Regions from separate parts of the Homo sapiens genome. Here region 1 is linked to region 2. A link is an interaction called in ENCODE POLR2A ChIA-PET data of the cell type or tissue named here. Cell type or tissue: PC-3. All regions are shown on one strand.

What was found. Peaks named below come from ENCODE experiments on the same cell type or tissue, not always from the same donor. Only the 100,000 strongest peaks of a DNase experiment are listed, where the experiment ranks them.
Region 1: POLR2A ChIA-PET joins it to region 2 with 12 read pairs; 2 of 35 experiments call an interaction of 5 or more read pairs at or near these places.

Annotation. Positions count from the first base shown.
Region 1 is chr5:39,286,568-39,294,567 of GRCh38, forward strand. It overlaps C9 (complement C9), which reads right to left. Exons shown (of 11, transcript NM_001737.5): 10 at 2,156-2,384. Among named protein-coding and RNA genes, the nearest start is that of FYB1, 71 kb to the left of the region's middle. In PC-3, no CTCF peak of the experiment used is centred here; no DNase peak of the experiment used is centred here.
Region 2 is chr5:38,377,398-38,385,397 of GRCh38, forward strand. The region is part of intron 6 of EGFLAM (EGF like, fibronectin type III and laminin G domains); the gene reads left to right. Among named protein-coding and RNA genes, the nearest start is that of EGFLAM-AS2, 22 kb to the right of the region's middle. RefSeq lists an enhancer at 5,490-5,784. In PC-3, CTCF peaks have their summits at 5,598 (motif pointing right) and 5,797; DNase peaks (open chromatin) are centred at 3,194 and 5,634; H3K27ac peaks cover 1,720 bases.

The DNA.
Region 1 (8,000 bases), 910 kb after region 2:
TCGACTATACAAAGTTGAATAAAATAATTGGAAAATTAAAAGCTAGAACTAAAGAAATCACAGAGAAATCAGCAGAATATTCTACATAGAGAGAAATAGGTAGAAAATAGACGTTCCAAGTACCAAGTAGTATACATTTTTGGAGAGTGAGAGTTTTTTTTGGAACGCAAAGCACTAGATTGAGACTTTAGACCGATGAGAGACAGAGTTAGCATACATTTATAAATCAATCATTCTAAAATTTAAATTAAATTCTAACTTACATATTTTGTCACCACATGATTGAGTTTCTAAGCCATTTGCTGAGAAGTGTAAAAAATTCATAAAATATTAAAAATTTATATTGTAAGAGATGAAAATATGGTTGAATGATAAACGAGGCTGTGAACTTTGGCTACATAATTGTTTTAGAATTTTGTTTCAGGAAACTGTATTTGTTCAAACAATGATTGCCATAGAAAGTTAATCTTAATAGCTAATCTTGTGATATTAACACTTGGACTAAGATCTCACTAATCTATTAGGAGTCTGAATAATTCTACCAGAATGAAATACTAAGCATAAACTCTTAGGATTAGAAACATGACTAAAGTCATGTTTACTTGTAGGAAGTAAAATAGTTTAATTGAGTCCTATTTGTCTATTTTTGTTTTTATTGCATTTGCTTTTGAGGTTTTAGTTATAAATTATTTGTCTAGGCCAATGTCCAGGAGAGTTTTTCCTAGATTTTCCTCTAGGATTTTTATAGTTTCAGATCTTACATGTAAGTCTTTAATCTATCTCAAGTTAATTTTTGTATATGGTAAGAGAATAGAGATGATTTCTCAAAAAATTAAAAATAGGACTACCACTCAACAGTCCCACTACTGGGTATCTACCGAGAGGAAAATAATCTTTATATGAAAAAGATGCCTGCACACATATGTTTACTGCAGCACATATTTTGATGTGCAATAGCACATATTTACAATACATATTTACAATAGCAAAGTCATGGAATCAACTTTCATGTCCATCAATGGATGATTGGATAAAGAAAATGTGGTACATATGTACCATAGAATATTATTCAACCATGAAAGAGAATGAAATCATGTCTTTTGGAGCAACATGGTTGGAGCTGGAGGTCATTATCCTAAGTGAAATAACCCAGAAATAGAAAATCAAATACCACATGTTCTCGCTTATAAGTGGGAGCTGAACAATGGGTATGTATGGACATAAAGAAGGAAATAATAGACAGTGGGGACTCCAAAAATGGCGAGGATGGGAGGGGGATGAGGGTTGAAAAATTACCTGTTGGGTACAATGTTCACTATTTGGGTGATGCGTACACCAGAGGCCCAAAGCTTATCATTATGCAATATATCCTTGTAACAAACCTTCACATGTACCCTTTAAATTCATAATAAAAATATTTTTAATGTAAAATAATGTTTCCTTATGATTAACTTAAAAATACAATACAGAATCTCAGCTTTCAAAAACACAAATACAGTTAAAAATGCAAAATAAAAATCTAGTGAATATCATTTATATAAAATTTAAAAACATACAAAACAATATCACATATTTTTCATTGGTACATACATATTTAGTACAAGCACAAAAATATGAACTGGAAAGATACATACCAACTTAATGAAAGTGACTGTATCTGAGTAGTAGAAGAGAGAAAAGGCAATAGAATTTTTTTGGGGGGCGGGGATGTGGTACAAAGTAATTAATTGGATGTATTATTGTTGCTTCTTAAAAAAGGGTTTTAAAGTATATATGTCTACGTCTATACACATAAACACATATATATGCAAAGTGTATATGATATATATGTATTAACATTCATCAATTCTATATAGTGAATACCTGATGTTTGTTGTATTTCTGTAAACCTTCTATAAGAATATTTTTATAAAGAGTAATACAATAATTATAATTTATTTATTTATAATTCTATCTTAATATATACAAGTAGAATATGTCAGAATGACACATAAAGGCTGATTTACCCATTTTCACTATTCACTCAATCTTTATCTTCTGTTTATATAAATAATCTAGAGATTTAGTACAAATTAATTCAAGAGCTAGTTTTCAAATTAGATAACCCCAAAGTGCATATTTTTGTCTTTAATCACATCAAATAAATTGTCCTCACCTTCAGAAATTTTTTGTTTACTGATTTCACAGGCAATTCCCTCAAATTTGAATGGGCAGGCACACAAACACTTTCCATCCATTAGAATCACTGTACCTCCATTTTGGCATGTGTGGCATTTTCTTACACTAAATTCATTGATATAGTCTTCAATGGCTCTTTCCAAGTTTTGTTTCTTTAGGTGTGCATTTTTCATTTTCACTGGAACCAGATTATATATAGGAGACAGCTGAAAGGAAGCAAAACATTTAATTTTAGGTCCTTTTTAACTGAGAGAACTTGTAGAATACACTTTACTTAATTATTCATTCACTGATTCATTAATTCAACAAAGACTTATTGAATGTATAGTATTGCCAGATGTGATGTTAGCTTTTAAACAATCAAAACTAGTCAAGATGACTGCTATCAGGGAGGTCATATTACGGAGTTAAGGAGGCTGATATTAATAAAATAATGATGCATAAATTTCAAATAGAAAGTGTGATAGGTGCTACAAAAAAAAAACAGGTATATGTGCTTTAAAAATGAACAACTGAGGGACTTAAACTTCTGGCTTGATAATTTATTGACATATTTTGTGAATTGTTTTTGCTGCCTTCTTCCTTCTCTTCCAGAAGGTAACCAGATGCTTGCTATCTCTTGCCTAAGAGGAGGTTTGTGTGCAAGGCCAAGTCCAGAATGCCCCTGAAGGCAACCTTTTTCTAATTTCTTTCTTGTTTTTTTTTTCCTCTAAAAGTCTAAATTCATTGAGAAATTTTTGTAGAGGGAAGGAATATAGAAGAATGCCACCAAGGAAAGAGATTCCTCCAGAATAGAAAGGGGATAGAAGTTAGTATATACCTCAAGTAACAGGAAACCATAGCTAGATATTTAGCAGCTATTTTGGGAGATAGAAGGACCTATGGGGTGCCTTGAGGAAGCTGCATATGAAGTATCAGGAATCCAGTCTTGTCAGTGATTTCCATTTGCAAGCCTGGCATGGAGGGCTTGGAAATATTTGACTTCTAGTGAACATGTGAGCCTGAACAATAAGGTTATTGAGGTAACTACGATGAACTAAAGGCATATGTAAATTATATCTCCATTTCCCAGATGGAAGTGTTAGGATTCTTATACCAATTTAGACAGCAGGGAAAAAATTTCCTGAGCCCCATCCAACAAGTAAATGAAAGGTGAATTTTCTAGCAACATGGAGGGACATGATCTCAAAATCACATTTAATTAGATGTAAAGAAAATGAAGTAAAAGTATTTATTTGGCACACTCAAATTCCTGCAGTAAGATACACAGTTGCTACACTGAAATCAAGGAAGTTTGGAAAGCTTTGACAATAAATACTGAGCTGAGATTTGAAGGTGTCAAGGCAGAGAGAAGACTATTTCAGGCATACAGTAAAGAATTTTGAAAGTTTTTAAATGGAGGAGGAAGTTGGGAAGATGTTGTTCCAAAGATACAAAATTGTAGTTAGATAGAAGGGGTAAGTTCAGAAGATCTATTGTGCAGCTTGATGATCATAGAAAAAAATTAAAAAGTTCTTATAATGGAGATATCATAACATATACAGGGAAATTTATATGTTCACTTAATTTAAGCAAATTCAATTGTGTAACTAGCAAGAGCTGTTTGAGTGAATAAACTGTTAGAAATAGAGGCACTTTGGTGGCAGAGCACTTTAAAACAAGAGACCACAAAACTTAAAAGAAATGAGAATCTATAGAGCCCAGAGCTAAAACAAACAAACAAACAAACAAACAAAAACAAAAAACAAACCAAAAAAACCCCACAAATTCCTGCAGAAGAATAATGATGGATTAAATAATGTGGACTCATCTTTTCCCTAAGGACAATGAGGAAAGCTAAACAAAATAAAACCAAACATTTTTTTTTAAAACTGCTAAAATGCCCTGGACAACTAATAAGAAAATAAAAAATCACTGATCTAAGATCTGGGAGGAGGTGGAAATCCAAGAGGTGGGCCCAGTATTCTAGGGCTACTAGTCCTCTTGACACATTTCCTAATTCAGCAAGAGTTAGTAGAGAGACTAGGAGGTAGAGCAACACATTACTGAGCTGAGGAAAAAACACTGGAATTCAGATCAACCAAGGTAGACATGCTATCCTTTGATTTGGGGACTAAGAGGGAAGTGGAAGTAGGATAGCTCTGGCAGAAACTGCAGCCCAGTTTGGATTAAAATAATCTTGGATCATTAGTGGGGATGCTGGAAGCTTTTCAAATATAAATATATATGTTTGAAATATACAAAATTACCCCAGGCATCAGGCTACTCCTATAATAATTTTACGTACAGTATTTAGCCCACAGTAAAAATAACTAGGCACACAAGGAAATAACACAACATGAATGAGACCAGTGGAAATTATGGAAAATAGAAACAGCTATGGTGGCTGCCAATGTTTGTGCTATCAGACTTCAAACAATTATCAGACTTTAAACCAACTGTTTGCATAAACAGGGAGATAAGAGACAAGTCTGAAAATTTTAGCAAAGAACTGGAAGTTATTAAAAATAGATTTGAAAAAAAGAAACAAATATTAGAATACAAATTAGTGAATTAGTTAAATAGCAAATGTGATAAAACTGAAGCAATTTAATGAATTGCAATATAGGTAAGAAGAAAATATTGACAATAAAGCATGAAGAGACAAAAGGATAGGATATACAGAAAGAGGGAAGGAAACATAAGTGATAGTGTGGGAAGGGAAAAGATCCATATATTTTGAGCCCCAGAAGGAGAACAAAGGACAGAATAAATAAGAAGCAATATTTGAAAAACTAATGACTGAGAATATTCCAGACCTGGTGAAAAACAACAAGATATCTTATGAATAAAAACTACGGTGAAAAATAATTTTGCAGCTAGGTATTATCAGAGAAAAATTGCTAAAAAAACAAAACCCAAAGACAATGGAGAAAATCTTAAAAACAGTTTAGTAAAAAGCCTTAGTATTTTGAAAGTAGACTAAATTTGACTTTACTAGATACAATCAATAATATTATAAAGAGTCAAATGGAAATGTAAAAAATAAAAAGCATGATAAAAGAGATGAAAAATATCTTTGATGAGTTTGTCAGTAGATTTGACACAGCAAAAGAAAGAATCAGTAAACTTGATAAAAGGGTGGTAGAAATTAGCCAAATTAAAGTGCAAAGAGATAAAAGAATTGAAGGGAGGGAACCCAGAACTAAGCATCCAAGAGTGTGGGGCAATATGAAAGAGACTAGCACATGTGTTACTGGAATCCTTGAAAAAAGTGAAGAGGTTATAAGAAGGGGTTGAGAGGGGGAGAGAAAGAGAATGTGATTGTGGCAGAAGAAATATTTGAAGATATAATGACCAAGAATTTTTCAAAAGTAATTAAATAATCAAACCATAGACTCCAGAAATTTAGGGAACTTCAAGCAGAATAAATATACATCTCATTCAAACTGTGGAAAACCAAAGATTAAAATGAAATCTTCAAGGCGATGACAACAAAGGGAAATGCTACAAGCAGAAGGTCAAAGATAAGAGTTACAGCATACTGCTTATTTAAAAACTATGCAAGCCAGAAGACAAAGGGGTAATATCTTTAAGTACTGAAAGACAAAAACAAAACAAAACAAAAAAAAATCCACACAAACTGTAAACATAGAATTTTATACCTAATGAAATGTCATTGAAAAAAATACTTTTTTTTTCAGAGAAGAAAAAGCCAAGAGAGTTTGATACTAGCTAATGCACACTAAAAGAAATGCCAAAGGAAATTTTTCAGGCAGAAGAATTACCACAAAGAACTAAAATTTGGACCTACATAAAGTAATCATGAGCTCTGAGCATAACTAAAATGAAGGCAAAAATATACCTTTCTAGTTTTAATTGCTCTAACATATATTATCTACAGCAAATGTTGTCGCATTGTAGTATGAGTTTATAGTGTATGTAAAAATTTAAAAATATGTATGTAAAATATACATACACTATAAACTCATGATACAATATGATAAAAATAGCATTAAAAATGGGAGGGAGGATTTGGAAATATAGTGTATTTGTTTTACACTATACATAAGGCAGCATAATATCATTTGAAGGCAGACTATGATAAATTAAGGATGTATATTGTGAATCATATGTTATAGAGTAAAAAATATTTTTTAAAAGAGACATGAGTAATATATCAATACTGGAAATAAAATGGAATCATATAACATACTGAATAAAAAAGAATAGTCAGGACAAGAAAGGAACAATGTAATGAATAAACAAGATTTAACTGAAATGTTAAAGGGAGAGTGCTGGAGTTCAGGGGGAAGCAGAAAGGCATCTCTGGTGGTTGGAAGGCCAGGGGGTCTTACATGCCCAGATTACTACAGAAAGCCATTCAACTGCAAAGATAAACAACTAGGAAGGAAAAAAGAAACAAAAGATATTCAGAATAACCAGAAAACAATCAATAAAAAGACAGGAATAAGTCCTCACCTATCAATAATAACCTTGAAGGTAAATACATTAAATTCCCCATTTAAGAGATATAGATAGCCTAAATGGACAAAAAGAAATAATAGCCAACTATATGTTCCCTATAAGAAACTCACTTCACCTGTAAAGACATACATAGATGGGATGTGAAGGATGGAAAAAGATATTTCATGCAAAGGTAAACCAAAAGCAAGCAAGAGTAGCTATGCTTATATCAGACAAAGCAGACTTCAAGTCAAAAACTGTAAAAAGGAGAAAAATAATAACATTATATAATAATAAAGGGATCAATTCAGCAAGAAAATATAACAATTTTAAATATATATGCAACCAACACTGGAGCACCCAGATACATAAAGCAAATATTAGATCTAAAGTGAAACAACAAAATAATATTTGGGTACTTCAACATTTCACTGTCAGCGTTGGAGAGATTATCTAAACAGAAAAATCAAAAATCCAAGAACACAGGATTTAAGCTGCACCATAGACCAAATGAACCTAACAGACATTTACAGAACTTTTTGCCCAAGAGCTGCAGAGGGCACATTCTTTTAATCAGTGCGTGGAACATTTTCCAAGATTAATCATATGTTAGAAAACATAACAAGTCTCGAAAAAATTTTACAAATTGAAATTATATTAAATACCTTCTAAGACCACATGGAATAAAACCAGAAGTCAATAATCAGGGAAACTTTGGAAACTGTACAAATACATGGAAATTAAACAATATGCTCCTGAATGACCATTAAATCAATTAAGAGATTAAGAAGGAAATGTTTTAAATTTCTTGAAATAAATGAAAATAGAAACAGAACATACCAAAACTGACGATACACAGAAAAGGCAGTAGTAAGAGGGAAGTTTATAGAAACCAATGTCTACTTCAAAAATCTAGAAAATTTTCAAATAAACATCTTAATGATACATTTCAAGGAGCTAGAAAAGCAAGAACAACCCAAACCCCAAAATAGTAGAAGGAAAGAGATAATAATGATCGGAGCAGAAATAAACGAAATTGAGACTGAAAACATATACAAAGGATTAATGAAACAAAAAGTTGATTAAAGGTTTTTATTTTAAAAGAAAGACAAAATAAACAAACAATAGCTAGACTAAGAAAAAGAAAAAAGAAGCCCCAAATAAATAAAATCAGATACAAAAATAGAGATATCACAACAGATACCACAGAAACACAAAGGGTCATTAGATACTGCTATGAACAACTATAAACCAATAAATGTAAAAACTTAGAGAAAATGGATAAATTTCTAGACACATACAACCTCTCGAGTTTGAACCAAGAATAAATAGAATACCTGAATAGCCTAATAATAAGTAAAGAGATTGAAGTTGTA
Region 2 (8,000 bases):
CCTCCCAAAGTGCTGGGATTACAGGCGTGAGCCACCACTCCCAGCCATCAAATGTTGTGTTCTCAACACCCTATGCAAGGTCTGCGCTCAATAAGTATTTATTGAGTATGTAAATGAGTGAATGTGACTTAACAAGCTAAGAGTCTGTGACTACTTTGGTGATTGGATAACTCCCTACTGCTACTGTATGGGAACTTCAAAGACAAGATGAAAGGAAACAGTTGTTCTAGAAACCCACATAGGCCAAAAGTGAATTTCCCATTGGCAAGGTTCGCAGGCAAAAGTGAACTCCCAGAATTGCAATGTGGTATAAATAAGGAAAAGGTAAACAAATAGAGTAAAAGAGGGAGGAAGGAAAGAAGGAAGGAAGAGAGCAAACCCAGTGAATTTAAATTCAAGGCTGTAAGGATGAGATTCTAATGCTAAAAAGAGTACAGTTTGCTGATAGCGGGTTGGTGAAAGGAGAGACATTTTCTAACTCTCTTTCAAACCAAGCCCTCATTTTACCCCTGGGTTCTTACTTGATCATTATAATAAGCATTAACATTTCTAGACTACCTTTTCCTCCTTTTCCTAATAAGGCTAATTATGGTCTCAGATCCTCAGGGATTACATAGAGAAGTATGAGAGATGTTTTGTTTTGGTTTGATTTTTGCCATACTGTTCTCTCCATAAACTGTTTTCTTCCACAGTTTCAGAAACATACTCTTCCACTGAGCTGAGACAAACTCCCTCTGGCTCAAATCAGATTTCTACAATAAATCTGATTCCATGCTGTTCCCCAGCACCCTCTCATCTCACCCCTCTTTTCTTCTCTACACCTTCCTGCTTGCTTAGTACAGCTGTCGTTGGTTGTGTAAACCTGTTGTCCCATAAGTGTCTGTGTGTGAGTCTGGCTTTTGCCCAGTTTTGCTCTGAGATTTGGGCCGCTGTGTTTTTCATTGCCCATCTGCCTGGAGACCAGTTACAGCATGCGAGGATCCCGGGGTACATGTTGTCATAGAGCCACAGAATAGATTTCCCTTATCCCTGTTCGCAAGTGAGGACTCTTCTTTGGCGGCAATGCCCCTGAATAGGCTGCAGCAGTGAGCAGAGAGGAAGCAATGGAGACAGAAGGTAGTGGCATGTTCTGGGGATGGCTACAAAGCAATCAGGAAGTGCTCCAAAGTCCCTGTGACTTATTAGCACTCTCTAGCAGCTTCCTTACAGCTGCAGCCTCTTTCAATCCATGCCTATGAAAGTTCTTGCCAACCTTTACACTATTCACTGCCCCCAAGCATCTGTACCTTTGAACAGAGCAGAATCTGGCCGGCAAGTCTGGGTCTGAGGTCCAGGAAAACTGTCCTCTTACTACCTTGCTGTGGGACCTCCTCAGAAAAGACACTTAGTATCTCTGGGTCTCAGCTTCCTCATCTCTAAGATGGGTACAGTAATCCTGAGACAGGTGATATTTTCTACTTCTCAGGGTTATTTTAAGAAAACACAAGTGGAACAGAGGTTAAGGTATCTGACCACTCTTCAAGATGAAGGAGATGTTAATAGATGTTCCCTCCATGCCTAGTTACTAAAGGATGGTGTAGCTGACAGGGGCAGCCACTGGGGGTTCTGTAGCTTTTTCATTAGACTCCAGGCTCTGAGCTCTGTTCTGGGAATGGGAAGACATCAGAATGCCAGAATTCAGAAACAGAAGTACAAGAACAAAAAGTTTCCTCTCTGGGAAGTGGAAGAATGGAGGAAGCCCTCTGAGTGAGGTCCACCGGAATCATTAGGATGGGACTTGGTTGTGTCGGGGAGGGAAGACTTTCCCTTTACCCACAGAGGGGTTAATAACTGAGTGTATGAAATAAACGGACAGCAGGCAGATTAAGAGGAGAAAAGGTACACACATTTTGTATATGCACAGGGGGCATCCAAGGAAAAAAAGTGAATACCCCCAAACCCAGTGGGATCTAGAAGCTTATAGACAGGGGAGGAAGGACGCAGAGAACACAGGAGAGAGTAAATGATGCATGGAACCTCCAAAGAATAGGTGACAGATAGCCCATGACAGTCTGTCTCGGTGTGGCGTTAACCCCCAGTCTCCCCTCCTGAGATAGGAGTTAATCTTCCCTGGTAATGAGATTCCGGGGAGGGGATCCGTTGGCAGTTGCATTCCTTTTGGAGGATCAGTCTTCAGGCAGATAAGAGAAGTTCAGAGAAAGCCCCTCCCTGAATGTGCTGCTCCCCGGGTGCCCTCAGTGTGAAGCAATCAGCCACAGCAAAGCGGCTTGTGTTGGGGGGACATTTCCTGAACTCCTTCAGTTGGCTGCTTAGATTTAAAAGACTGCAGTGATCAGATGTCAGAGAATTAAAACTGCAAGTCACAAGCTCTGATAACAATAAAATTTCATGTCTCTTACCACTTAAGCACATTCTAGACTCAGGCAAAAGGAAAAAAAAAAAAAAGAAGAAAAGCTCTAGAGTTACAGTATCATGCTGCTAGCTTTGTTTGCTTTTAGTCTTCCCAAAAATAACCATTTACTGAGACAATGGTCAGCAAATTTTTCTATAAAGGGCAAGATAGTAAATATTTTAGGATTTTTAGGCCAACTTTGTTGTCATAGCAGGAAAGCAGTCATACAGTAAATAATTATACATGGCTGTATTCCAATAAAACTATTTATGCACACTGAGATTTGAATTTAAGTTTTATGTGTCACAAGAAATTATTATTCTTAAACTTTTTCCCCAGCCCCTAAAAATGTAAAAACCATTGTTACAGCAGGCTGGATTTGGCCCACGGGCCACAGTTTGCTGACCTCTGTACTATACTGTTTGGGCATTTTTCCTTAAATTTTCAAGAAATTTGTCAGGAAATTTGGTAAATCCCCTTTTAGATAGCAATTTTGTCAAGCTTTTAAGGAATCAATTAGCACATACTAATGAACTTGTTCCCTTGATAGAGCTGTCTGTGATTTAATTTTCACATACATGTTCTTAAAGAAGAGACCTGGAGAGCCTGCAATCCAACTGCTTTGGAACAGGTTTGTGCTGGTGACATTGGAGAAAGACAAAAAGCAAACTGAGGAAGAGGTTCCTTTGCTAGGCATTATTCCAGGAGCATGGGAAAGGCCAATGAGTCAGTGAGCTTCATGGATTTGTAAATCTTTAGAACGTGAGATGAAAAAGGGAACAGTAGGAGCGATAAATAATTTGTTTTACTCATAGCCTAGACAAACCTGCATTTTCAGTTTGCATTTGAGCGTGAATATAACTTCAGATGTAATTTTACATTCAGGGTGTCCTCCATGGCAATCGCTCTATTGATTTGCTGATGACTCCATGCATGTAAATCTGAGCAACATTCATTTGCACAACTTTATTGGCTCTACAGGGAATGATTCACTTTGCTGTTTAAATACCTATTAATTGCTCTTCTGAGGCCTTTGTGCATCTTACATTATCATACATTTACTAATAATCAGGACACCAATATTTTACCCCCTCTGGCTAGGTAGAGAAGAGAGACTAAAGCAAATGATAAGGAAATATAAATTTTCAAAGGAAAGGAACTCACGATGCTCTGATTTCAACTGGAGCATCTGCTCAGTCGGTCGGCTGATATTTCATGGCCTCAGAATGTGCAACTATATACTGTTTATTCCACTCAATGGATTTTTAAACATTAATATATTGAGGTGATATCCACATACATATCCACACACAATTATCTTACCCATTTTCACTTTGTTTCCTTTTATTTACTTAATTATCCATTTTGTTCTCTTTCCTTCACATTCATCATAATGTCATGGCTAATCTTTTCTGTTCTTTCCTTTGGAGCATTTCTTGCTTTTATATAGTTCTTCATTGGGATCATTTCTTAGCATCTAAATTCTTGAATCGTTTCAGTTCTTTGATGGGAGTAGGGCCACAGTTGTTGTTCAGCACAAAGAGAGGAGGTCTGTGAAATCAGCTTAACACAGACACATAGGAGGGACGCGGTGCATGCTGGCTGAGTTTGATGGATCTCATCTGATAATGCAACCGAATACGAAACACTTATGTACAAATATAAATGAGAAGCAACTGCAGGAGAAAAGATGACTTTTCTAGGGATCTCAGTAGTCATCAGGCTCCTGGCACGAAATAGAGGCATAAGTACTTGGATGATTTGAAACAAGTTTAATGAGGGGACTGTTTGCAACAGCTTAGTCATGTGCTAATTGGGACCAGTATCCAGATGGAAAGGGAGGGCCATCCAGCAAGAGCTATGACCTTCAGACATGTGTCCCATGATAACCTCATAGGGTAAAATTTAGGGGAACACTCTGACTCTTTTTCCTCTCTCTTCTTTCTTGTTGGTGCTTCCTAATGGGCAGCACACAAGTGGAAGCCAGGCAGGTCAGCTTCCCAGGGCACAGGGCAGGGTGGAGAAGGACAGAGGAATTTAGGAATCAAGTCTGAAAAGGTAATCGCCAAACTGGGTTTTGGTCCAGGATCTGCCACTTGATTCCTAAAATTAGTGAGATTCCTTTTGTCTAAAGATTCGATTCCTCAAGCGTGTTCAGAGAAGAACAAGAAGGTCAGTGTAGCTGGAGAAGGGAGTTCTGGGGCAGAAAAGTCGAAGGAGATGACGTTAGAGAAACCATTGCAGTAATTGCAAAACAGAAATAGTATTTGTGTTATCGCCAAATAGAAAAGAATATTGTGCTCTATAATGCTTATTGTTAGTGAAAAAAATTCAGGCAACATAAAAAATATTAAAAGGTCAAAATGAAAATTATCTCTAAACTCAGCATCTAGGTATAGCCACTATTAATATTTTGGCAGATAATATCTTCCAGAATTTTTTTTAATCCAATGATGAAATCATAGTACATACACTTTTTCTGTACAACAAAATACTTTATACATATATAAATGCAAATGAATGTAGGTATACATCACAAAATTTAATAACAATGTATTCCATTATAAAGGTGTGCCACATTTATTGAACTAATTCCTCATTGATGGACATTTGGATTGCTTCACTGGTGTAAACAAAGCTGGGCCTCTTGATGGTAACCTTACTTGTCTTTTGGTTGTCCAAGTTCATCTTCCCTTCTGGTATCTTTTTGAAGCAGAGTGGGCCAGCACCATTATTTCTCCATTAGTTTCTAGTTGGATAGACTGACATGCACAGCTGATCAGCAAGTGGATGGTATTCTGAACCCAAGTCTCTTATCTGCTATTTCACAAATTTAACCAATAGCCTATGTTGCACTAATCTCTTATTAACACATAATATTCATATATACCTTTTGAGATAAAAATGTTTTTTCAAAAGGAAAAATAAGTCAGCTGCTGTAAGGATCTATCTCTAAATCTGAGCCCCAATTGGAAATTTTTGGTGGTACCAGCTTCTTATTCCCACTGATATGAGGAGCCAAGAGGCCTGTCTTAGAACATAGATTAGTGCTGCTTTTGAACTCTAATCCCAGCATCTACCATATTTTAAAATGTGATTGTGTCTCCATTTTGGCCCAGTGGAATGTATCTCCCATCACTGATGTTGATCACAGGATCCTTAGGGAGTGCAGGGGCATGCCAGCCACAGCTGCTCAGGAGGAAGTATCAACAGTCATCCAGCAGATGGCAGTAGTTCCCACACTTACAGAGCCGGACGAGCCCTTGCGACTCAGTCTGGAGTCACCTGAAGTGGTTGACCTTGAGAGCAGCTCCATTAGATTGCGTCAGATAGAGGGCACCTTCTATGGTTCAAAGTCCCAACCAACATGGGAGAAGGCAACTAATTTTAGATTTTTTTCTGGTGCAACCAAACGTCCACAAACAAAAACAGATATTTCTTCAGCGTTCTTTGGCGTTTATAACATTTTATTTACAATGCTGTGTCAAAATGATGCAAACAACTGGTACATACATTTCTTTCCAAAATAAAATGAAATAAAAAGCTGGCAAATTCAGAAAGAATTACAACAATGAAAATTAGAGGAGTGGGTGATGAGAAAGGCTACAAACAAATTTGTCAGGCCTTTTTTTTTTTTTTTAACATTACCCCTGAAAACTGTTTGGGTGATGTTCAAGAAAGTAAAGAACCTAATTTCTGACTCTACATTGATTATTTTGCTTGTTTAAGCACTTATTCACACAGTTTCCAAAATGTGTATTTGATGTCTGTTTATGCCCAGGTAATTTCTGGATGCTGGGGTTTTAGCAGTAAACAAGATCAATAGTGTCTCCGCCCTCATGAGGTATATCTGTGGGAGAGTCTGTGAAATAAGTCTGTATCACATTATATTACATAAATAATATCATCAGTAATGATAAGTGTCAAGAGGAAAAGTGAAGGGCTAAGAGGGTGTAGAGGATGGTGGGAGCTGCTGCTTGGGATAGGCTATCAGGGAAGGCTTCTCTCAAAGAGAGATTTGAGCAGAATCCCTCCACGTGGAGGGAGTGACAAATGCAGAGGTCCTGGGGTGACAGCCCACAGGACACTGGAAGCTCACAGAAAGAGGCCCACGTGGTGGGAATGTGGTGAGTGAGAAAAATGATAGGAAGTGAGGTCAGAAAGTTTGCCAGGGGTCAGAGCGTGTCAAATCTTATAGGTCCTGATGAAGACTTTGAATCTTATTCAAAGTTAAAGGCCAAGATATTGAAATTTTGAGCAGCAAAATGACATGGCCTGACTTATATTTTAAGCAGGATTGCTGTGGCTGCAGTGGTGGAGCTCACTGGAGAGGAAGGAGAAGGAATAAGGAGGCAATTTTATATTGCTTTAAGGAGAACAGACATGAAAAGAAAAAAGAGGTAGAGTGCCAAATGGAAATCATAGAATTTTGAAACTGGCGAGTCATTGAAGAACCTAGCCAGACTTCCACAATTTTCGGATAAGGAACTGACACCACCAGATTATGTGACTCTCTGAAGGTCTTACAGTCATCTGGGACTCTCTAGCCAGTGATCCTTGCGCTTCCTGTCCTCTTCTCTGTTGCAGAGACCCCACTTACATGCGTGGTTACACCGCTCCATTCTCACCCATATTCTGTTGGTTCCTCTTGAGAGCAGTGTGAGTGTTGCTCCCATGCTCCCAAGTGGGGAGTTTCTACATCAGTTCCCTGAGCTATTTCCTTATATAAGCCAGAAGTACTGGGATGCCTTTGCCTTTCTTAGTGTCTCAGGAACACTTTCTGACCGGGAACACCTGCTGTGTCCTGCTGCATGTCCCAGCCACATGTGGGAAAATCCTGCGGTTAGACTGAAGGCAGTCTGTGCAGTGACAGAGTGGCCCATAGGGACCTGGCTGTAAACCCAACAGAGGTTAAGAAAGTTTGGGGATCTGTATCCCAGGCTCATTCTACTGCACTTGGCTCCCACAGGCTCTTTGCTTCATGTCTGTTACTACTCTATTGTGCCCCCAAATGCTCAAAAGTATTTGGGGGCACAATAGAGTGGTAGATTTCAACTGGGGGTGATTTTGGTCCCCAAAGAATATTTGGCAATGCCTGGAGACATTTTTGGCTGTCACAACTGGGGGGAAAGTGCTACTGGCATTTAGTCAGTAGAGACTAGAGATGTTGCTAAATATGAATACCTTGCAATGCACAGAACAGCCCCCTACAATGGAGAATTATCTAGCTCTAAATGTCAATAGTACTGAAGTTGAGGAACCCTGCTATAGAACAAAATCAAAGTTAAAAACCTAACCCCTGTTCAAAGTAAAGTGGCAATCAGCTGGGAAATTAACTGACATTTAAAAAAACAACTATTTATCAAACTTTTTTGGACTACCACTTATAATAAGTGTATGCAATTTACATTGCAACCTAGTACACACAAACATAAACAGTCATTTCTCTGTATTCATGGAGAATTGATTCAAGGACTGTTTCCCACCCACCCCCCCCCCCCGCCCCCGCCACCGCCAACAAACACCAACATCCAAAGATGCTCAAGTCTCTTATATAAAATAGAGTAGTATTTTCATATAACCTGTGTACACTCTCCTGTATCCTTTA